Linked DNA regions of Homo sapiens: region 2 is linked to region 1. A link is a contact called in ENCODE Hi-C or POLR2A ChIA-PET data. All regions are on one chromosome and are shown on one strand. The core of a region is the stretch at or near the end of the contact, and the rest is flanking DNA. Distances in the headings are between cores, read along the strand shown. Region 1 holds the start of CLUH (CLUH binding protein of NUMT mRNA). Region 2 overlaps METTL16 (methyltransferase 16, RNA N6-adenosine).

The links. A loop is a pair of places that touch in the nucleus more often than their neighbours do. ChIA-PET counts read pairs that join two places held with the same protein, here RNA polymerase II (POLR2A). Pooled maps may share reads with other maps.
Region 2: a loop to region 1 is called in a map of sigmoid colon, with 5 times the contacts of the local background. The contact joins the enhancer-like site here to the promoter of CLUH in region 1. A Hi-C loop is called at or near these places in 7 of 168 maps with a recorded cell type or tissue (Right ventricle myocardium inferior, dorsolateral prefrontal cortex, head of caudate nucleus and 4 more), 1 of 37 single-sample maps with no recorded cell type and 15 of 50 pooled maps. POLR2A ChIA-PET finds 5 or more read pairs at or near these places in 2 of 52 experiments (activated CD4-positive, alpha-beta memory T cell and activated T-cell).

Annotation. Positions count from the first base shown.
Region 1 is chr17:2,710,326-2,713,025 of GRCh38, reverse strand. CLUH (CLUH binding protein of NUMT mRNA) reads left to right here and starts at 1,262. Exons shown (of 26, transcript NM_001366661.1): 1 at 1,262-1,464. The coding sequence starts at 1,365. LOC105371592 (a long non-coding RNA gene) reads right to left here and starts at 717. Exons shown (of 2, transcript NR_136412.1): 1 at 627-717; 2 at 193-544. RefSeq lists enhancers at 1-892, 893-1,789, 2,624-2,700 and silencers at 954-1,133, 1,264-1,383.
Region 2 is chr17:2,420,245-2,422,944 of GRCh38, reverse strand. It overlaps METTL16 (methyltransferase 16, RNA N6-adenosine), which reads left to right. Exons shown (of 10, transcript NM_024086.4): 9 at 2,041-2,214; 10 at 2,349-2,700. Among named protein-coding and RNA genes, the nearest start is that of MNT, 21 kb to the right of the region's middle. Within about 2 kb of position 1,409, at least 3 of the 41 ENCODE cell types and tissues checked have a DNase peak (open chromatin) inside an H3K27ac peak, as active enhancers do.

The sequences.
Region 1 (2,700 bases), core at 13-2,512:
GGACTACAGGCGCGTGCCACTACACCTGGCTTTTTTTAAACAATATTTTTTGTAGAGACGGGGGTTTTGAAATGTTGCCCAGGTTGGTCTCAAACTTCCGAATCCTGAACTCAAGTCATCCGCCTGGCTTCGGCCTCCCAAAGTGCTAGGATTACAGGCGTGAGCCGCTGCACCGCCCGGCCGAGAAGAATCTTACCAGTTCTCATCTTCCTTCCTCCCGTTTAAATGCTCACATCAAGTCGCTGGCTTTCCTCACCACGTGCTCTCCAGAACAAGGTCGGCTTTCCTTCGCAATTTGTGCGAGGCCCTACCTAAGGCCCTCCCAGCCCACCTCGGGAAGCTGAAGCTTTCCAGTTCTCATTAGAGCTTGACAAACGCTCCGAAGGTTATAGGCCTCGGGTGCTTCCCAAAGGCCCCCTGCGGCCTGGCCAGGAAAGACCCACCGGCGCTCTCTGCCTGGAGCACTTCAACTCACTGCAAGACCTGGTCCCAATGTCCCCTCTGCAGCATTCTCTGACCTCACCGTTCCGTCCCCGCCAAGCCCCTGCCAAGTGAAAAATACGAGTTAAAGCGTCCTGGCTGTGGATGGAGTCAGACCCGGCTCTACCCCTTGCTCTCTGTGTGACCTTGGTCTCGGCCTCCTCCACTGTAAAATGAGGACACCAGCCTGGAGGTGAGGACCCATGGGTCGAGGACGCGGGTAGGGAGCCCGTTCTGGCTCGGGGCAAAGTTTGGCGGGTCCATTCTGACTCTTGATCCCCATTAGCCACGTCTCGCCCTCGCCTCTCGTGCCCGTGCCCTAAGCGACCCTCCACTCCCTCAATAATCCAGCCGCACCCATTCGGCGGGAAAGGGCCTGCCGGGTGGGGAGGGCGCTGAGGGTCACGCGAACACCGCAGATGACAGACTGCGCGGTCATTTAGCAAATCTGCAAGAGAAAACAGGGGATCCTTGGAGAGGGGAGGATTAGCCATGGCAGAACCAGACCAGTCTCCACCCAAGGTCACAGTGCCCGCCCGACGGGCAGCGAGCAGCAGGGAGTCTCCCCGAGGCCCCGCCCCGCGAGGGCGCCCAGCCTCCCTGGGCCTTGAGTCAGAGTGCGTTGCCTTTAAGACGTTCTGGAAAGTCACCGCGTCCGTGGGCGGGGAACCAGGCGCGGCGCGTTTTGTCCCTCGCGGGCCGCCGTGGGCTGGGCCGGGCGCGAGGGTGGGGCAGGGAAACGGCGGCGGGGTCAAAGGCCACGGCGCGCACCACGTGGGCCGGTGACTCCGTCCTTCCCTCAGCAGCCGCGGCGCGCAGGGCACTTGGGTTAGTGGCGCGGCGGGCGGCGCGGACAGCCGAGGCGGACGCCCGCTCCCGCCACCATGGTTATCAAGACGGACGAGTTGCCGGCGGCCGCCCCGGCCGACAGCGCCCGGGAACACGGCTCGCAGGCCGGGGGCAAGGGGCGGCCGGGCGCGGCCGGTGAGCGGGGCCAGGGCCAGCGGGCCGCTGGGCGGGGGGCGCCGGACCAGGGCGGGCGGGTTCGGGACTCCGCGGGGATCGCCGCCTTCCCTCCGCGTCGGGCCCGGTTGTATCTCGCTGGGGCCTTCACCGGGTCGCCCCCGCGCTGAAGGTCACCTTCACAGTCGCCCCCGGCTGCGGCCCGGGTTTCGCACGTGCGGTCCCGTGGAGGGCAGCCTCGGCTGGCACCCTCGGCGGGCACACGCGCGCCTCATCGCGGGGACACGTGCGCGCACACGCGGTTTCGGGGTGCGCCGCCGCCGCAGACCGAAAGAATCGGCGGCCCCACCCCCTCTGCGCCCGAGCATGGGAGCTCTCTGAGCTGGGGTCGCTCCGACGTTTGCGGGACAGCCCCCTTCGGCACCTGCTCCGCGGCGGCCTCCCAGGCATCCCCTGTGCGCAGGGCTGCAGCCCTGGGAGTGAAGCTCCGCTCGAGGCTTCCCAGGCTTGGTTTGTGGGAAGAGCACGAGGTGCGGGGTGTGCGTTGTGAGGGGCGTCCCTGGTTCATGCCCTGAGGCCAGGCTATAACCGCAGGTCTTCAGGCTGTGGCGGAGACTCTCAGGTGTGTTGGCCTGCTCGGCCGACCTGGTGTAGGGGGCGTCTGCCTTTGCATGGGGCAGAGCCAAACTCCTTGGCAGGGGGAAGTGTTTGTGCCAGAACTTGATCATTAACCTGCCTTATTGCGAAAAGTGGGTCAGACCAGAGTTGCTGTTTTTAAGGCAAAGGTCGTTAGTGTGGAGTCAAGCTCCCAGCGATCCCCCATGGGGGCTGTATGGTGGTGACTGTGGCAGTGGCTGCAGCTTGTCTCGGGTGGGGCCTGCTTTCCCTTTCTCCTGAGCCCCTTCTCTTCCTTCTGTTCCCTCCACCGTGTCTCAGACTCCAGCCTTGGGGCTGGAATCCCCTTCCCAGGCCCTCAGTCGTCATCTTCCTCAGGCCCTCTTTGCTCTGGGTGGCAGTGGAGGTGCAGAGCTACTCCTGTCCCCCAGTCCCTCCCTCCTCCGTCGACTGTCCTCAGTTGGGACTTGTGGTCTTAACGCCTCATCATCTCCCTTCCTAGCTTCAGTGAGTGCGCCAGGGCTGACTTGGGAATCAGGATGGGGACAGCGTTCAGCCCTCTGACCCTGTTCCCATCATAGCGGAGTTGCCTTGGGGTGAGGGACAGGTGCTGGGGCAGTACTGCTGATTGTCTAGACAAGG
Region 2 (2,700 bases), core at 160-2,659, 290 kb after region 1:
GTGGCGCAATCTCATCTCACTGCAACCTGCACCTCCTGGGTTCAAGTGATTCTCCTGCCTCAGCCTCCCGAGTAGCTGGAATTACAGGCGCGGCCACCACACCCGGCTAATTTTTGTATTTTTACTAGAGATGGGGTTTCACCATGTTGGCCAGGCTGGTCTCAAACTCCTGAGCTCAATCCATCCGGCCGCCTCGGCCTCCGAAAGTGCTGGGATTACAGGCATAAGCCACCACACCCAGCCTAAAGTTTCTACTTTAAAGAAAGAAATTCTCAGGCTGGACACGGTGGCTCACACTTGTAATCCCAGCACTTTGAGAGGCCGAGGTGGGTGGATCACGAGGTCAAGAGATCGAGACCATCCTGGCCAACATGGTGAAACCCCGTCTCTACTAAAAATACAAAAATTGGCTGGGCTTGGTGACGTAGTCCCAGGTACTTGGGAGGCTGAGGCAGGAGAATCGCTTGAAACCGGAGGTGGAGGTTGCAGTGAGCCGAGATGGCGCCATTGCACTCCAGTGACAGAGTGAGATTCCATCTCAAAAATAAATAAATGAATAAATAAATTTTCAATACAGTGGTGGCATTGGTTTTGTTTTTTTTTTTTTCTAAAACGGAGTTTCACTCTTGTTGCCCAGGCCCAGACTGGAGTGCAGTGGCACAATCTCGGCTCACTGCAACCTTTGGCTCACTGCAACCTTTGGCTCCTGGGTTCAAGCAATTCTTCTGCCTCAGCCTCCCGAGTAGCTGGGATTATAGGTGCGTGCCCCCATGCCCAGCTAATTTTTGTATTTTTGGTAGAGACGGGGTTTCACCATGTGGGCCAGGATGGTCTTGAACTCCTGACCTCAAGTGATCTGCCTGCTTCGGCCTCCCAGAGTGCTAGGATTACAAGCATGAGCCACCGCGCCCGGCAGGTGCCATTGGTTTTTAAAGTGGAACTTGAGTCCCTCTAGTGGGTAGGGTATAATTCACCTTCCCAGCTTGAGATAGAATGGAAGATGCCAGTCGTGATTTTCTTGGAACCAGCTTTGAAATCCAGTCTTCTCATCAGCGCCGGTGTCACCCTCCCCAGCTAAAAGGCAGTGCTTAGCTCGCCGCCGGCTTGGTCCCGACATCAGCCACGATTCAGGAGTCCTCCTCCTCTGCCCACGTGATCTTAGTGGCCCTGATCCTTCCTCGCATGTCATCTCATGGCTGTGGTTCACCGGCTGCTTTATCTCAAGCCTCAGCCAATATAAACTCAAACTACAAGTTGATGATGTTTCTGCCCTGCAGTTCTTTCCAGCCAAGAACACAGTGCCCCCAGGGTCCTCGAGTTGTCATGAAATAAATAATTGTGCAGGTCTGCTTTGGGTACCACAGGTACACGAAGGACGTTTAGCAGTTGGAGGAGTTACATCTGATAGCCAGAACAAAGGCAGTGCGGTGCGGCTGGAAAGAACGTGGGTTCGGCGTTCAGTCCTAACTGCAGTTACTGTGTGACCTTGAGCTGTGTGACATAGCCTTTCTGTATCTTCGTTTTCCTGGAGATGCCTAAACTATCTTGTGGGGTTCTTATTTTTTTAATTAAAAATTTTTTTTTTCTTAAGAGACAGGGTCTCACCCCGTTTCCTGGGCTAGATTGCGGTGGCGCAATCAGAGCTCCCTGCAGCCTGGAAGTCTTGGGCTCAAATGATCCTCCCTCCTCTGCTTTCAGAGTAGCCGGGACCACAGGCATACACCATTGTGGCTGACTAGTTTTAAACGTTTTTTTAGAGATGGAGGTCTTACTATGTTGCTGGGGCTGATCTCAAACTCCTGGGCTCAAGTGATGCTCCTGCCATGGCCCCCCAAAGTGCTGGGATTATAGGCGTGAATGACTGCACCTTGCAGGGTTGTTTTAAGTGCTGGACATAACACACACAAAACCCTTTGTGTTTTCAGTGCTCTATGATTGGTAGCAGAAGTTGTGGAAATTTTCTCTGAGTTCATTACAATGCATGAGGTTTAATTATTCGGATAACTTTCTTCTCTTTTCTATGCTTCCTTTTTCTTGCAGTCACCACCAAGTAAGCGAAGAAAATTAGAGAAACCGAGAAAACCCATAACATTCGTGGTGCTGGCGTCCGTGATGAAGGAATTATCCCTCAAAGCATCACCTCTGCGCTCGGAGACGGCGGAAGGCATAGTCGTTGTCACGACATGGATTGAAAAAATTCTCACTGATTTGAAGGTACCTGCTTAACCATATTGACGAAGTACTCATAATGATCCTTCTCTTTTTTCTTTTTTCTTTTTTTTTTTATTGAGAGTTTGGAGAGAGGGGAAACGTGATTTCCCACAAAATTCTGTTTTTCCTCCAAACAGGTCCAGCATAAACGAGTTCCCTGTGGAAAAGAGGAAGTCAGCCTTTTCCTAACGGCCATAGAAAACTCCTGGATTCATTTAAGGAGAAAGAAAAGAGAGCGTGTGAGACAGCTGAGAGAAGTTCCCCGAGCTCCTGAGGACGTCATTCAGGCCTTGGAAGAGAAAAAGCCCACCCCCAAAGAGTCTGGCAATAGCCAAGAACTGGCCAGGGGCCCCCAGGAGAGGACCCCCTGTGGGCCTGCTCTGCGGGAAGGCGAGGCTGCCGCTGTGGAGGGCCCGTGCCCGAGCCAGGAGTCCCTGTCCCAGGAGGAAAACCCGGAACCCACGGAGGATGAAAGGAGTGAGGAAAAGG